Regions from separate parts of the Homo sapiens genome. Here region 1 is linked to region 2. A link is an interaction called in ENCODE POLR2A ChIA-PET data of the cell type or tissue named here. Cell type or tissue: Panc1. All regions are shown on one strand.

Region 1 (8,000 bases), 460 kb after region 2:
TGATATTGAACATTTTTTTCACGTTTGTTGCCAAGATAGATATTTCACTGTCTTATGTTCAAGAAGTCTGGAGGAGGTCAGGTCAGAACTGATCTGGAGCTCCCTGGATTCGGGGCTCAAGCTCCTGCTACCTTGCCGTCTCTGCCCTTCACAGCTTCCACTCCGAAGTCCCCACATGGCCCATCTTGCTGCCAGAGCTCCAGCCAGCAGCCTGTATTACAGGAGGAAGAAAGAAACAAGTCCCAGGGAGCATTACTCCTCCTTTTAGAGGTTACTTCCTGGAAGCTGCTACTTCCAGGAAGTATATTGTATTGCCTAGAACGGCAGTGCAAGATCAAACCTAACTATAACGTGTGCTGGGAAATGACATTATTCCAGGTGACCATTTGCCCAGCTCAGCATCATAGGTTCCTCTGTTACTGAGGAAGGCAGGGTGGATGGATATCAGAAAACATCTTGCTCTTATTTCTGTCAGATAAATTTCCAGAAGTAAAATTGCTATATTGAAAGGTACATGCATTTAAACATTTTTAATAAACACTGATAGATACTTTCAACAAAGGCTTCAGTAATTGAATCCCAGCAACAGTGAATGAGAGGATCTATTTCCCTACTCACTAACATGGATGAGGGCAAGACTTTTTTTTTTTGGGGGGGGGGGCGGGGGGTGGGGGACGGAGTCTTGCTCTGTTGCCCAGGCTGGTGTGCGGTGGCTCAACCTCAGCTCACTGCAACCTCTGCTTCCCAGGTTCGAGCAATTCTCCTGACTCAGCCTCCTGAGTAGCTGGAATTACAGGTGCTTGCCACCATACCAGGCTAATTTTTGCATTTTTTTAGTAGACATGGAGTTTCACCATGTTGGCCAGGCTGGTCTCAAACTCTTGACCTCAGGTGATCCACCCGCCTTATCCTCCCAAAGTGCTGGGATTACAGGTGTGAGCCACCATGCCTGGCTGAGATGCAGGCAAAACTTTTTTTTTTTTTTTTTTTTTTTTTAGACAGAGTTTTGCTCTGTCACCCAGGCTGGAGTGCAGTTGCGCGATCTCAGCTCACTGCAAGCTCCGCCTCCCAGGTTCACGCCATTCTCCTGCCTCAGCCTCCCCAGAAGCTGGGACTACAGGCACCCGCCACCACACCAGGCTAATTTTTTGTATTTTTAGTAGAGACAGGGTTTCACTGTGTTAGCCAGGATGGTCTCGATCTCCTGACCTCGTGATCCGCCTGCCTCGGCCTCCCAAAGTGCTGGGATTACAGGTGTGAGCCACCACACCCAGCCTGCAGGCAAAACTTTTAAAGCTTGATAATCTGATAAGCAAAAGAAGTTATCCCACTGTTGTTTTGGTTTGTGTTTACGTGATTACTAGTAAAGCTTAACATCTTTTCACATATTTATTTGCCATTTTCTAGTCCTCTTCTATGACTTGCTTTTTTTTTTTTTTTATTTTTAAGACAGGGTCTCACTCTGTCACCCAGGCTGGAATGCAGTGGTGTGATCTTGGCTCACTGCAACCTCCGCCTCCCGGGTTCAAGCGATTCTCCTGCATCAGCCTCCCGAGTAGCTGGGATTACAGGCACCCACCACCACGCCTGGCTAATTTTTGTATTTTTAGTAGAGACAGGGTTTCGCCATGTTGGTCAGGCTGGTCTCGAACTCCTGACCCCAGGTGATCTGCCCTCCTCGGCCTCCCAAAGTGCTGGGATTAAAGACGTGAGCCACCGCGCCCAGCCAAAACGTAGTTTTAAAATCCTGGCTATACAGAATGTCAATGAGAAATCCTTTGGTTGCAAGTGGCAGAAATCCACCCAAAACTAGCTTTAACAAAAAAGGAGTTCACTGGTGTGAGAAAGAAAAGTAACTCAAAGCAATCCTACGCAAAAGATGCAAAATGTATCAGGCCCAGAAAAATTAGCTGGGCATGATGGTGCACACCTGTAATCCCAGCTACTCGGGAGGCTGAGACAGGAGAATTGCTTGAACTCAGGAGGCAGAGGTAGAGGTGAGCCGAGAACACGCCACTGCACTCCAGCCTGGGTGACAGAGCAAGACTCCATCTCTGAGTATAAAAATAAATAAATAAGTAATGTATCCAGAACAAGAGTACATACACAACGGCTTGTTCTTTTTAATAACTTCATCATATCCCATAATAATAAAAAAAAGTTATTACAAGTTATATAATGTGACCCTCACCCATCATCTTCTTGTTCCTAGAATTTGTGATACAAAGAACAATGTGTAGCGAATCAGTAGCTTATTTTCATGTTATTTTATGAACCAATGTAAGAACTGCCCCTTCTTTTTTTCTTTAAAAACTTACTGGCAATTGCTGCTAATCAGAGCATAAATTCAAGGCAACTGCAATCTGTGTCTCCCAGGTTGCAGTCCTCAAATTTGGCTCAAATAAACTCTCTACTTATATTAATTTTGCCTCAATTTCTTTCTTTAGGTCAATAGGATCATTAATGATACTATCTAAAACAGTACTGCCCTAATGTGTTGCTTTTTTCTGTGACGGAGTTTTGCTCTTGTCACGCAGGCTGGAGTGCAGTGGCGCGATCTCGGGTCACTGCAACCTCCGCCTCCCAGTTCAAGCGATTCTCCCCGCCTCAGCTTCCCAAGTAGCTGGGATTACAGGAGTCCGCCACCATAAAAATTTTTGTATTTTTAGTAGAGACGGGGTTTTCGCCATGTTGGTCAGCCTGGTCTCGAACCACTGACCTCAGATGATCCACCTGTCTCGGCCTCCCAAAGTGCTGGGATTACAGGTGTGAGCCGCTGCGCCCGGCCCCTAATGTGTTCTTATTCTGTTCCTTTCTCCTTAATAGAACGTATCACTACCAGAATGATCTATAGGTCTACATGTCCATCCATGCGTGCATCCACCCATCCATGTACCCCACCCATCCACCCACCCACCTATCACTATGTCTTGATGTTTTCTTCACCAGAGCTTCACAAGGACCGAGACTTGTTCACTGCTGAATCCCGGTGCCTGCACAGAGCAGATGCTGAGGACTGACCCTCGCTCTCTCCATTTCTGGGTTCTGGAGCTACCTGCTCCTTCACGATTGCAATCCATGCTCTGCATTCTATGCATCCAAAGGATACACACATTCTTTTCCTGGTTGCTCCAGCAAAAGTCTCACAATTGGCTTTCAGTGGCCAGGCCTGGGTGACGTGTCCGCTGGATCCAGTGATTGGGGCCAGCCCCATACAGACCACAGGGACTGCCAGAGGGAAAGGAGCAGAATCCTGGGGAAATCAGGAACTGTTATCAGACGAAGGGGGACAAGAACACAAATCCATTCTCTTTGGTCAGCCTGCTTCAACCATTTAGGAAGAGGTCAAGGAAATGTATAGACACAGACACACTGAGGGCTGTAAGAATTCACATGTGACAAACGTTAACGGTGAAACAAACAGGAGAAAAGCACAACCACTCGGGCCACACCCTTCACCAAGGATTTCTTCTTTCGCAAATGTTCTAGGTGTTTGTTTTCTTTCTCACTGTGATCTCCTAAGTCCAGCTCTTGTCAATACACATTCCTTAATCTAATAAAAATGGTTTATTATTAATAGTAGCAGCATTTATCAAACATCCACAAAATGCTAGGCAAGATGCTGAGATATTTATAAGGATTATCTCATTTTTAAATTTATTTTTTATATTTATTTTGAGACAGGGTCTCACTCTGTCGCCCAGGCTGGAGTACAGTGGTGCAATCAAGATGCACTGCAGCCTCGACCACCTGGGCTCAAGCGATCCTCTCACCTCAGCCTCTCGAGTAGCTGGGACTACAGGCGTATGCCACAACACCTGGCCAGTTTTTGGATTATCTCGTTTTATCCTCACAACAATCCTAAGAGGTAGTCACCACTGTTGTCCCATTTTACAGATGAAGTAAGCAAGGCTCAGAAAGGTTAAGTAACTCCCTTGAGGTCAAACAGCTGGCATGGTGAGAAGGAGATCCTCGTAGGCTTGGAAGCTTTTCTCCATGGGCAGGGCAGAGCAGGCAGAGCAGGGCTGGCTTGACTGTGGGACAGCAGAGAGAAGGGACTCTTAAGACATAGGGCTGGGTAGGGTCTGCACCAAGAAGGACGGCTTTCTCAGCCCCCCAGGAGCAGGGGTTTACCGGCCAGAGGTTTACTGGCCTCAGGGGAGCTCAGGGCCTGGTCAGCAGACTCGAATGCAATCCCTTAGGAATGCATAGCGCCCCCCACTGCCTCTCTCCTCCCTTCTGAATCCAGAACTGTGAGAACGACCAGGAGAAATGGACTGAGCCCCAGGCCTGCACTTTGGAGAGGCCGCCATGGGTGTGATTTCCTTTGCACTGTTTGGGCCTCTGGCACTTCCTGCCAGGCAGGAGATTTCTTGAGACTTCAAAGGCGGCACACAAGAGGAGTGTTAAGCAGATTGAGCACTAATAAAGAACTAACGCCTAGAACAATCACAGCTTCCCTGTGATTCCTGAGAGTGAGGAAAGCACAAAGAAGAAATGAAAGTCTCTCGCTAACCCTGGGAGAAACTAAAACATCCAGGAGCAGATTCTATACTCAGTAATGTGACAGAGTTCACAAAAAGGTTATATTCACACTCGAAGCTACTGAGGCTCATGCTCAGCTTCATCGAGAGTGGTATCACCATACCCAGAAAAAAATGGCCTCCTATGGAAAAAGCTAACCTAATATCATGCATATTATTCTGGAACAAAATAAGTAGAATGATATACCTTATATTTCTACAGTGCTTTTACTTTTTAAGAATTTTAATACCACAGCAGCCAACATTATCTTGTTGCTTTCTCACATTCCTTTATAAAAATTTTCTTTAGAATGTTCAAAATCACATTCTTGCTTCCAGAAAGTCGTAAGAATAAAATTGCATTTCTCTCTCTCTTTTTCTTTTCTTTTCTTTTTTTTTTTTTGAGACAGCCTCACTCAGTTGCCCAGGCTGGAGTGCAATGGTACCATCTCGGCTCACTGCAACCTCCACCTCCCGGGTTCAAGTGATTCTCCTGCCTCAGCCTCCCAAGTAGCTGGGATTACACGCGCACGCACCACCGCACCTGGCTAATTTTTGAGTGTGTGTGTATATATATATGTGTGTAAAAATATATGTATATTTTTAGTAGAGATGGGGTTTCGCCATGTTGGCCAGGCTGGTCTTGAACGGCTGACCTAGGTGACACGCCCACCTTGGCCTCCCAAAGTGCTGTGATTATAGGCATGAGCCACTGCGCCGGCCGAAATTGCATTTTTAAATGTAAAAGGCCCCAGAAGGAAGGAGACTAAATACAGTTCCCAAGCTCCACACAGCTCTCCCCATGGGCCTACGTGGGTCTCCATGCTGAAACCTCGGGGTGAGGGGGAGGCCAGGGGAGGGAGTCGCACAGCAGTGGCCAGTGTGGCTCTGAAGGAGGTGCTGCTATGTGGTTAAGATTTTTCATACTGTGGTATGTACAGTCTTGCGTTGTTTTCTTCTTGCCTTTTAAGCATTGTGAATTCCCCAAGTGAGTTTAACTGTAAATCAACTTGGATCCTGGATCCTTTCTTTGTATCCGACTAGGGGACTTCAAGTGGTAGTCCTGACTAGCCTTTTCTCTTCTGGAGACCAGGGCTCGTAGAAACAATACTGACCTGGAAATTGTGTTAGTCACTGCTAAATGGCCTCTCTGAGCCTCAATTTCCTAGTCTTTCCTAAATTTCCTAAAAACGAGGAAACAGCTTCAGTTACCCCCAAGGAACCTGCCTATAAAAGAATTCCATGAATCTATGATGTCGTAAGACAGCAGTCCCCCACTTTTTTGGCACCAGGGACCGGTTTCATGGAAGACACTTTTTCCATGGAAGGGGGGTCGGCGGGTGGTTTCAGGATGATTCAAGCACATGATGTTTGTTGCGCACTTTATTTCTATTATGATTACATTGTAATATATAATGAAATAATTATACACTTACCATAAGGTAGAATCAGTGGGATCCCTGAGTTTGTTTTCTACAACTAGATGGTCCCATCTGGGTGATGGGAGACAGTGACAGATCATCAGGCATTAGATTCTCATAAGGAGCACACACCCCAGATCCCTCACATGCACAGTTCACAGTAAGGTTCTCACTCCTGTGAGAATCCAACGCTCCTGTCTGATCTGACAGGAGGTGGAGCTCAGGTGGTCATGCGAGCAATGGGAAGTGGCCGTAAAGACAGATGAAGCTTTGCTCACTTGCCAGCTGCTCACCACCTGCCGTGTGGCCCAGGGTTGGAGGTAGTGGCGGGGGGACCCCTGTTATAAGAGAATTGAAATGTTTAGAATTGAGTAATTAGATTTGAATTACTTTCAGTTTTTTTCTAATAGTTCTTCCCCCAATCCCCCAATGGGTATATTACATCTCCTCTCTCTGAACCAGTAACTCAAGCATATATGATCTCTGTCTTGAAAGACAACCAATTGAGAGGTGACAGCGTGCTGGCAGTCCTCAGAGCCCTCGCTTGCTCTCGGCGCCTCCTCTGCCTGGACTCCCACTTTGGCAGCACTTGAGGAGCCCTTCAGCCCACCGCTGCACTGTGGGAGCCCCTTTCTGGGCTGGCCAAGGCCAGAGCCCTCTCCCTCAGCTTGCAGGGAGGTGTGGAGGGAGAGGTGCCAGCGGGAACCGGGGCTGCGCGTGGCGCTTGCGGGCCACCTGGAGTTCCGGGTGGGCGTGGGCTTGGCCCTGCCGGCCCGGGCAGTGAGGGGCTTAGCACCCGGGCCAGTGGCTGCGGAGGGTGTACTGGGTCCCCCAGCAGTGCCAGCCCACCAGCGCTGCGCTCGATTTCTCACCGGGCCTTGGCTGCCTTCCCTCGGGGCAGGGCTCAGGACCTGCAGCCCGCCATGCCTGAGCCTCCCACCCGCTCCATGGGCTCCTGTGCGGCCCGAGCCTCCCCAACGAGCACCGCCCCCTGCTCCATGGTGCCCAGTCCCATCAACAGCCCAAGGGCTGAGGAGTGCGAGCGCATGGCGAGGGACTGGCAGGCAGCTCCACCTGCAGCCCCGGTGCAGGATCCACTGGGTGAAGCCAGCTGGACTCCTGAGTCTGGTGGGGACATGGAGAGTCTTTATGTCTAGCTCAGGGATTGTAAACACACCAATCGGCACCCTGTGTCTAGCTCAGGGTTTGTGAGTGCATCAATCGACACTCTGTATCTAGCTGCTCTGGTGGGGCCTTGGAGAATCTTTATGTCTAGCTCAGGGATTGTAAATACACCAATGGGCACTCTGTATCTAGCTCAAGGTTTGTAAACACACCAATCAGCACCCTGTGTTTAGCTCAAGGTTTGTGAGTGCACCAATCGACACTCTGTATCTAGTTGCTCTGGGGGGGCCTTGGAGAACCTTTGTGTTGAAACTCTGTAGCTAACTAATCTAATTGGGATGTGCAGAACCTTTGTATCTAGCTCAGGGATTGTAAACGCACCAATCAGCACCCTGTCAAAACAGACCACTCGGCTCTACCAATCAGCAGGATGTGGGTGGGGTCAGATAAGAGAATAAAAGCAGGCTGCTCCAGCCAGCAGTGGCAACCTGCTGGGGTCCCCTTCCACACTGTGGAAGGTTTGTTCTTTCGCTCTTTGCAATAAATCTTGCTGCTGCTCACTCTTTGGGTCCACACTGCTTTTATGAGCTGTAACACTCACCGCAAAGGTCTGCAGCTTCACTCCTGAGCCAGCTAGACCACGAGCCCACCAGAAGGAAGAAACTCCGAACACATCCGAACATCAGAAGGAACAAACTCCAGACGCGCCACCTTAAGAGCTGTAACACTCACCGCGAGGGTCGACGGCTTCATTCTTGAAGTCAGTGAGACCAAGAACCCACCAATTCCGGACACACAATGGTGATGCTAAGTCCACAATACTATGACCCAGGGCCACTGAGGCCAGGCCAACGCCCAGTGAGCAGCGGGACAGTCCACACACATCAAGCTCCTCTCGTGAGTCTAAGCTGAAGCCTTCGGCCACAGTGTA
Region 2 (8,000 bases):
GAGGGAGGGAGGGAGGGAAAGAGAGAAAGAGAGAGAAAAAGAGAGAAAGAAGTGGAAGTACCTTCACTTTTCAAACTAGCATTTGGCTTAGGCTTAGACGCATTTTGAAACACTATAGGATTTTCATGGAAGACTATTTTTAAACTATCTGAGCGTCGGCAAGAAGGATGGGTGCTTTTGAATATGTATTCTTATTACTAGAAAGTTTCCAGGATTGCTGAAATTACATTACAGTCTTAAAATCCTTTTTATTTGTTTATGGACAAAAATGGCTTAGATAGTCAGAATCCAACATAAAGCCACATGCAACTATATTTCCTAATATTAATATTCTGTGGAATAAGGTGACATTAGAAAGAGATTAGTTCCTGCTATGTAATACATGTTTTTACATAAACGAATGTCTGATCCTAGAGTTTCACGGCAGAACTTTAGGGGTGCAAATCAGAAAAGCACAGCATAGATTCATCTTGCCTCTTCCTGTGTGCCCTAAACAAACTGTAACCTTGAATCATGATTTCATTATCATAGACAGTAGAATTCCATCAAATATCTGTAGCACCAACTATGTCAAAGTTATGAAGGTAAAACCGAATTCTCAGTTTACATGTTTCACGCAATAATCTACAAATACATTTCTTCAATCTCCAAAAACTTATAAATATTTAATGCCACAGAGGCTTTTCAAATGCTCAGGTGAGAATAAGGCATGTTTGCTTTTTAGACTAAACTTTAGACTGAAACTCATAAATCACAAGGACTGTCAGTGAAGACCACATAGTCATCTTTCCTTTAGTCTAAACAAAAAGCCCTGGGAATGGGCCTCAGAAGAAAAATCTTTGAAGATGTGTAGAGAAGCCCCAAAATATATTTCTGTGCATCTCTATAATTCGTGTTATATCTACCTACAGCTATTGCATAAGTTGTATATTATATATCACACTAGAGGCTTTTTAAGAGGTGATATTTCTCCTGCATATAAGTGTAAAACAAGCCATTTTCTGCAGTCAATAAGTTACTAGCTTCTGAGACCCATAAGAGAAATTCTGAATTGACAATTTTCCTCCAGAAAAGGTAGGAAAGAAGAACCCTGGCAAGTAATAATTTAATAATTTTTCTTCTTTATAACACTCAATACATCCAGTTTTTTTCTCTAACCAAGATCTATAAATACAATAAAAGTAAATGCTATTTCATCACAGAACATATTTTATATATATTCTGGCTAAAGATCAAATGCAATCTAATTTTCACAATAAGTGGAGAATAATTGGCAAAGTCATGTGTCTTATCATTTTATTGGGTTTTATGTTAAAGACAGAAAAAAATTGTAAAGGAAACAATTTTTATGAAGTCTATCAACACTAAAAAACGTGCTTGTAAAACCTGGATCTGGTCTGAAATAGAATATGTGAAAGGCAAGTTCATGAAAATGCATGAATTATAAAAATGTTTTTCATTGCTGGTAGGTAGTCCCACCAGAAACCCATTATTAAATTAATAATTAACCCGGAAAAGAGAAAACTGAAAACAAATAAAGTAAATATGTAGCACTTACCGACCAATACCAGACAAGCTGAGTCTGAACAATTTTCTAGCTGATTCTGCTCCCAGCTTTTCCACTTGGAACATAGCAATCTTAAGCGGGATGCTCAGGCAGGAGCTTCTCAGGCAAGGGGTCTTTATCCTACAGGAGCTCTGTACCATGGCACCTAATGAGGTTTACGAAAAGAGTTGATAAGACAACCTACCCTGACTTTGTAGTGAGAACTTGGAGCCTGGGCTTGGTGTTTCATGCTTATAATCTCAGCACTTTGGGAGGCTGAGGCAGGAGGATCGGTTGAGCCCAGGAGTTCAGGGCTGCAGTGAAGTATGATCGTGCCACTGCACTCCAGCCTGAGCAACAGAGCAAGGCACCGTCTTAAAAAAGGAAGATTGTGGCTGGGCACAGTGGCTCTTGCCTGTAATCCCAGCACCTTTGGAGGCCGAGGCCGCCGGATCAAGAGGTCAGGAGATCGAGACCATCCTGGCTAACACAGTGAAACCCCGTCTCTACTAAAAATACAAAAAATTAGCCAGGCATGGTGGTGCGCGCCTGTAGTCCCAGCTGCTCAGGAGGCTGAGGTAGTAGAATCTCTTGAACCCGGGAGGCGGAGGTTGCAGTGAGCCGAGATCACGCCACTGCTCTCCAGCCTGGGTGACAGAGCAAGACTCTGTCTTAAAAAAAAAAAAAACCAGATTGTACATTTATTATTAATTTGAGCATCAATATGTACAACTTTGAGGAGGCTCTGTCAGTCCTATCATCAACTTCTAGTTCCTCCATACTGAAAATCCTGGAATGGGTTTTCTGTTTATTTGGCTTGGCAACTCAGTCTCTGTCTGTCTCTCTCTCTGTCTCTCTCTCTCTCTCTCTCTCTTTCCTTCCCTTACTTCCTCCCTCCCTGCCAAATCTTTCATTCTGCCAATGATCACTTTGAAATAATCAGCTTTACTCTGCAAGCTACAATGATAGGAAGGCGGTTGAAATCCCGTTGTGGGAGTTTAGTCATCTCAGATTCAGGATCTGAGTTGAAAATAGAATTTCTGTTATTGCTCCTGGCTCATTTAAGCACTACTCAGAAAATATTTGCTGAGCTAGGCACTCTGTTCTAGTCACTCAGGATATAGCAGTGAACAAAAAAGTCCTTGCTCACACAGAACTTGTATTCTAGCTGGGAGAGACAAGAGAGTAAACAAATACGTAATATCCTGGGTGGTTGGAAACGCTATGAAGAAAAATAAAGCAGGGGAGGGAATAGAACATCAAGTGCAGGGGCTGAGGTGGTTTACAATGGACTGGTCAGAGAAGGCTCTATGATGCGTTGACGTCCGAGCAGAGAGCTGAAGAAGAGCAGGTGAGTCAGGCAGATTCAGGCAGAGACCCAAGCACTGGGGAGAGCAAGTGCAAAGGTTCGAAGGCAGGCATGTGCTAGGGTGTTCAAGGAACAAGAAGGAAATCAAAATGGCCGACGCAGCGTGAATCCGGGGAAGGAGGGGGCAATGAAGACGGCAATGAATGAAGAAGGGAACCTGGAGCCAAGTAATGGCGGGACTTAGACAAGGGCAGGCATTTAGGGCTTTACTCTGAGAGAGGTGGGAAACCAGCTGAGAATCTTCAACAAAGGAGCGGCACAATCTGACTTCTGTTTTCAGAAGATTACCCTGGAAGGTATGTGAAAAAATAGATTGGAGAATTACGAGGATAGAATCAGAGAGATGAATTAAAAGGCATTGTAACGCTGCCATTTTTAACCATATTGGAGTAAATAGTGCTGGCCTTGCCCTCCTACCGTCAACAATTGGAAAACTGAACAACGGTATGAAACGCTTCATATCAAATTCAAATTTTCTATCAGACTTAGACACTGGACAAGCGATCTCACAGGACTTTGATATGTGATAAAAGGGGGGAAAACAGGGTAAGTCCCACCTCAGCTGTCTGCCTGGAGGTATTTTTTGGACTGTGCTGCAGGGAGAGAGAATCCAAGCAATACATGGGGATTTCATTAAGTGAGACAAGGGGGCCTCAAGTAGCAGGAATTTGCCAGGCAGAATACTGAGGGGTAGGATCTGTACAGATAAAGAGATATAGAAATCAACAGAGGGATTCCCTTGAGCCTATTGCTGAATATTAATATGTCCATGGATGGGTCTGGCAAGGGTCTCCTGGGAAGCTGTAAGCCAAACAATTCTCAGAGCTCACTTTGGGCTGGGAGATAATGAAAACATGCCAGCCAGGCACAGTGGCTTATACCTATAATCCCAGCACTTTTGGAGGCCAAGGTTTGCGGATCACTTGAGCCCAGGAGTTCAAGACCAGTCTGGGCAACATGGTAAAACCCCATCTCTACTAAAAATATAAAACTTAGCCAGGTGCGGTGGCATGCGCGCGTAGTCCCAGCTACTTGGGAGGCTAAGCAGGGAGGATTGCTTGAGCCCTGAGGCAAAGGTTGCAGTGAGCCAAGATTGCATTCCACCACTGCACCCCAGCCTGGGCAACACAGCAAGATTGTCTCAAAAAAACACAAAAAACAAAAAACAAACAAACAAAACCCCATGCCAACCAGTGTGGAAAAACCTCACTAACGTCTAGGGCATTATTAAGATGATGCTTTAGATCTGGAGCTAAACTAGGCCTAGAGCAAGGACTATTGTTGATCTACCCCAGCAAAAGCCTGAGACAAGCCCCAAAAGGTGAAGTGGAACTGTGAGTTTCTTAACTACCTGCCAAAATAAATGTCAACACATTTTAAAGAAATTTAGCAAAACCAAGACATGAACAACATACTATTCAAAATTTTCAGCATCCAAGAAAAAATTGCTAGACATGCAAGAGCAGAAAACAGTGGCTGAAAACCAGGAGAAAAATCAGTCAATAAGAAGCTAAAAATATAGTGGCCCCCTCTTCTCCACAAGGGATACATTTTATGACCCCCCCCACCTTCCGCGGTGGATGCCTGAAACCATGGACAATACCAAACCCTATGCATACTATGTTTTTACCTATACATATAAACCTATGAGAAAGTTTAATTTATAAATTAGGCACAGTCAGAGATTAACAGCAATAACTAATAATAAAATAGAACAATTATAGTAACGTACTGTCATACAAGTTATGTGAATGTGGTCTCTCTCTCTCTTTCTCAAAATATGTCATTTTACTACACTCATCCATCTTCCTGTGATCTGCCAATCTGATAACTGAGACAGCTACCAAGTGACTAACAGGCAGGCAGCATATAAAGCTGAGATATACTGAATAAAGGGATGATTCACATCCTGGGCAGGACAGAGCAGGACAGTGGGAGTTTCCATCATGCTACTCAGAATGGCACACAATTTAAAACACATGAATTGTTTACTTCTGGAATTTCCCCTTTAATATTTTTAGACCACAGTTGACCACGGGTAACTGAAACTGTGGAAAATAAAACTGGATGGCGGCGGGGGGAACCACTGTAGAAGGCAAATTAAATGAAAGTAAGTAGAGGAAAGGGAATAATAAAGATAAGAGTATAAATTGATGAAATAGAAATTGACATCCAATAGAGAAAATTAATAAATCCCAAAGCTAGTTCTTTGAAAATATCAGCAAAGTTGATAAACCTATAGTTAAATTGCCAAAAATAAAAATGGAAAAGGACAGAAAACTGTTTGGGCCAAATTGTGTCCTCCCAAAATCCAGATGTGAAAGCCCTCATCCCCAGTGCCATTGTATTTGGAGATAGAGCCTTTAAGGAAATAATTAAATTAGGTCATAAGATTGAGGCCCTAAGCAAAAATTAGCCAGGCATGGTGATGCATGCCTGTAATCCCAGCTACTCAGGAGGCTGAGGCAGGAGAATCTCTTGAACCCAAAGGCGGAGGTTGCAGTGAGCCGAGATCGCACCATAGCACTCCAGCCTGGGTGACAGAGCCAGACACTGTCTCAAAAAAAAAAAAAAAAAAAAAAAAAAAAAAAAAAAAAAAAAAGATTGAGGCCCTAAACCATTAGCACTAGTGGCCTTACAAGAAGAGGAAGAGACGCCAGAGCTCTCTCTCTTTCTCCACACATGCATAGAAGAAAGGCCCTAGAAGGACACAGGAGAAGGCAGCACTCTGCAAGCCAAGAGAGCCCTCCCCAGAAACCAAATTTTCTGGCACCTTGATCTTGAACTTCTAGTCGCCAGAACTGTGAGAAAATAAATTTCTGTTATTTAAACCATCCAGTCTGTGGTGTTCTGTTATGGCAGCCCAAGCTGTTAATAATAATAATGATAATACATATTTCAGTACCAAGAAACGGAGTGCCACTGTAACAAACACCTAAAAATGTGGAAGTGACTTTGGAAATGGATAATGGGTAGAGGCTAAATGAACTTTGAGGTGCATGCTAGAAAAAGCCTAATTTGCCATGAAAAGACTTTAGTAGAAATACGGATGTTATAGTCTGGTGAGAGCTCAAGAAGAAGAGAGGATAGCTGTAGAGAAAGTGAAAGCTTTTATCATCTTAGAGAATATATATCATCATGAATAGAACGTTAATAGAAATAAGACATTAAATATGCCCCGGGTCAGAAAGAGATCATCATGGCGGATGGCAGGCAGGACCAGATTGCAGCTCCAACTCGGACAGACAGCAGCGTGCGGAGCCTCGCATCATCAATTCCAGCTCCAGAACCACTGCAGAACAACCCAGCAATCCTGAGAGGACCCACAGATCCTCTGAAGGAAGCAGGCTGCTCCTGCAGGACCGGGAGACACCCCAAATACTGTGAGTGCCCAAACTGCGAAAGTGAGAAAGGGAGACCCTCCACCCCAAACACACACCCCCACTGGGGAAACGAAGGTCTAGTTTGCAGGAGAAGTTTCTGACCTTACCTGGAGCTGAGTCAATTCAGAGCTGAGCAAAATACAGGGGTAGAGGAAGCAACGGGAAAGGCCCTGGGAGCTCGCTGGGTCCCCAAGCAGGACATTGCTGCCTGGCGCCACAGGGATCCTTCGGGATGGCGGCCAGAGGCGCGGGGGAAAATGTCACAGGGAGAAGGAAGTCTCCAGCTGAACTTAGTAACAATTTTTTTTTTTTTTTTTTTTTTCGGACGGAGTCCCACTCTGTCGCCCAGGCTGGAGTGCGGTGGTGCGATCTCTGCTCACTGCAAGCTCCGCCTCCCGGGTTCACACCATTCTCCTGCCTCAGCCTCCGGAATAGCTGGGACTACAGGCGCCCGCCACTACGCCCGGCTAATTTTTTGTATTTTTAGTAGAGACAGGGTTTCACCGTGTTAGCCAGGATGGTCTCGATCTCCTGACCTTGTGATCTGCCCACCTCGGCCTCCCAAAGTGCTGGGATTACAAGCGTGAGCCACCGCGCCTGGCCACTTTGTAACAATTTGAACTGGATGAGAAGCCCCCTGGCCAGAACTCGGGGGAGGGTGCAAATCCGATGTGCAGACTCCACAAGCAGGGGAAGAACCAAAGCCCTTTTCTTTCACAGCTGGGAGGCAGGTAACCTGGGGCAAGTTCTCAAGCCCTGCTCGCCCACTACCTGGAAACAGACTCGGGGCTGTTAGGGGGCCATAGTGGAAGTGAGACTGACCCTTTGGATTGCGTGGGAGCTGGGTGAGGCCTGTGACTGCCAGCTGTCCTCCACTTCCCTAACATCCTGCATGACTCAGTAGAGGCAGCCATAATCCTCCTAGGTACACAACTCCATTGACCTGGGATCACCTGGGAACCTCACCGCCAACCCCCACAGCAGCTGCAGCAAGACCCACCCAGTGAGAGTCTGAGCTCAGACCCACCTAGCCCTGGCCCCACCTGATGGGCCTTCCCTACCCACCCTGGTAGCTGAAGACAAAGGGCATACACTGGGCATATACTCTTGGGAGTTCTAGGGCCCCGCCCACCACCGGCTTCTCACCATACTACCACAGCTGATGCTCTCTGGAAAGCCCCACCTCCCGGCAGGAGGCCAACCAGCACAAAAATAGAGCATTAAACCACCAAAGCTAAGAACCCTCACACAGTCCATTTCACCCTCCTACAACCTCCACCAGAACAGCTGCCGGTATTCACAGCTGAGAGACTCATAGATTATTCACATCACAGGACTCTCTTGCTGGGGGGCTAGACCCAGAAGAGAGATAACAATCACTACAGCTTGGCTCACAGGAAGCCACATCCATAGGAAAAGCCAGGGAGTACTACATCAAGGAAAATCCCTGTGGGACAAAAGAATCTGAACAACAGCCTTCAGCCCTAGACCTTCCCTCTGACAGAGCCTACCCAAATGAGAAGGAACCAGAAGACCAACTCTGGTAATATGACAAAACAAGGCTCTTTAATACCCCCGAAAAAATCACACTAGTTCACCAGCAATGGATCCAAACCAAGAAGAAATCCCTGATTTACCTGAAAAAGAATTCAGTAGGTTAGTTATTCAGCTAATCAGGGAGGCACCAGAGAAAGGCAAAGCA

Evidence for each region. Peaks named below come from ENCODE experiments on the same cell type or tissue, not always from the same donor. Only the 100,000 strongest peaks of a DNase experiment are listed, where the experiment ranks them.
Region 1: POLR2A ChIA-PET joins it to region 2 with 5 read pairs; 1 of 35 experiments calls an interaction of 5 or more read pairs at or near these places.

The regions. Positions count from the first base shown.
Region 1 is chr4:183,426,545-183,434,544 of GRCh38, forward strand. No RefSeq gene overlaps it. Among named protein-coding and RNA genes, the nearest start is that of CDKN2AIP, 14 kb to the right of the region's middle. RefSeq lists enhancers at 3,462-4,211, 4,212-4,962. In Panc1, no CTCF peak of the experiment used is centred here; no DNase peak of the experiment used is centred here; H3K27ac peaks cover 956 bases.
Region 2 is chr4:182,971,151-182,979,150 of GRCh38, forward strand. It overlaps LOC107986327 (a long non-coding RNA gene), which reads right to left. Exons shown (of 3, transcript XR_001741935.1): 2 at 1,559-1,712. Among named protein-coding and RNA genes, the nearest start is that of DCTD, 58 kb to the left of the region's middle. RefSeq lists enhancers at 7,278-7,367, 7,598-7,647, 7,798-7,847. In Panc1, no CTCF peak of the experiment used is centred here; a DNase peak (open chromatin) is centred at 4,781; H3K27ac peaks cover 3,249 bases.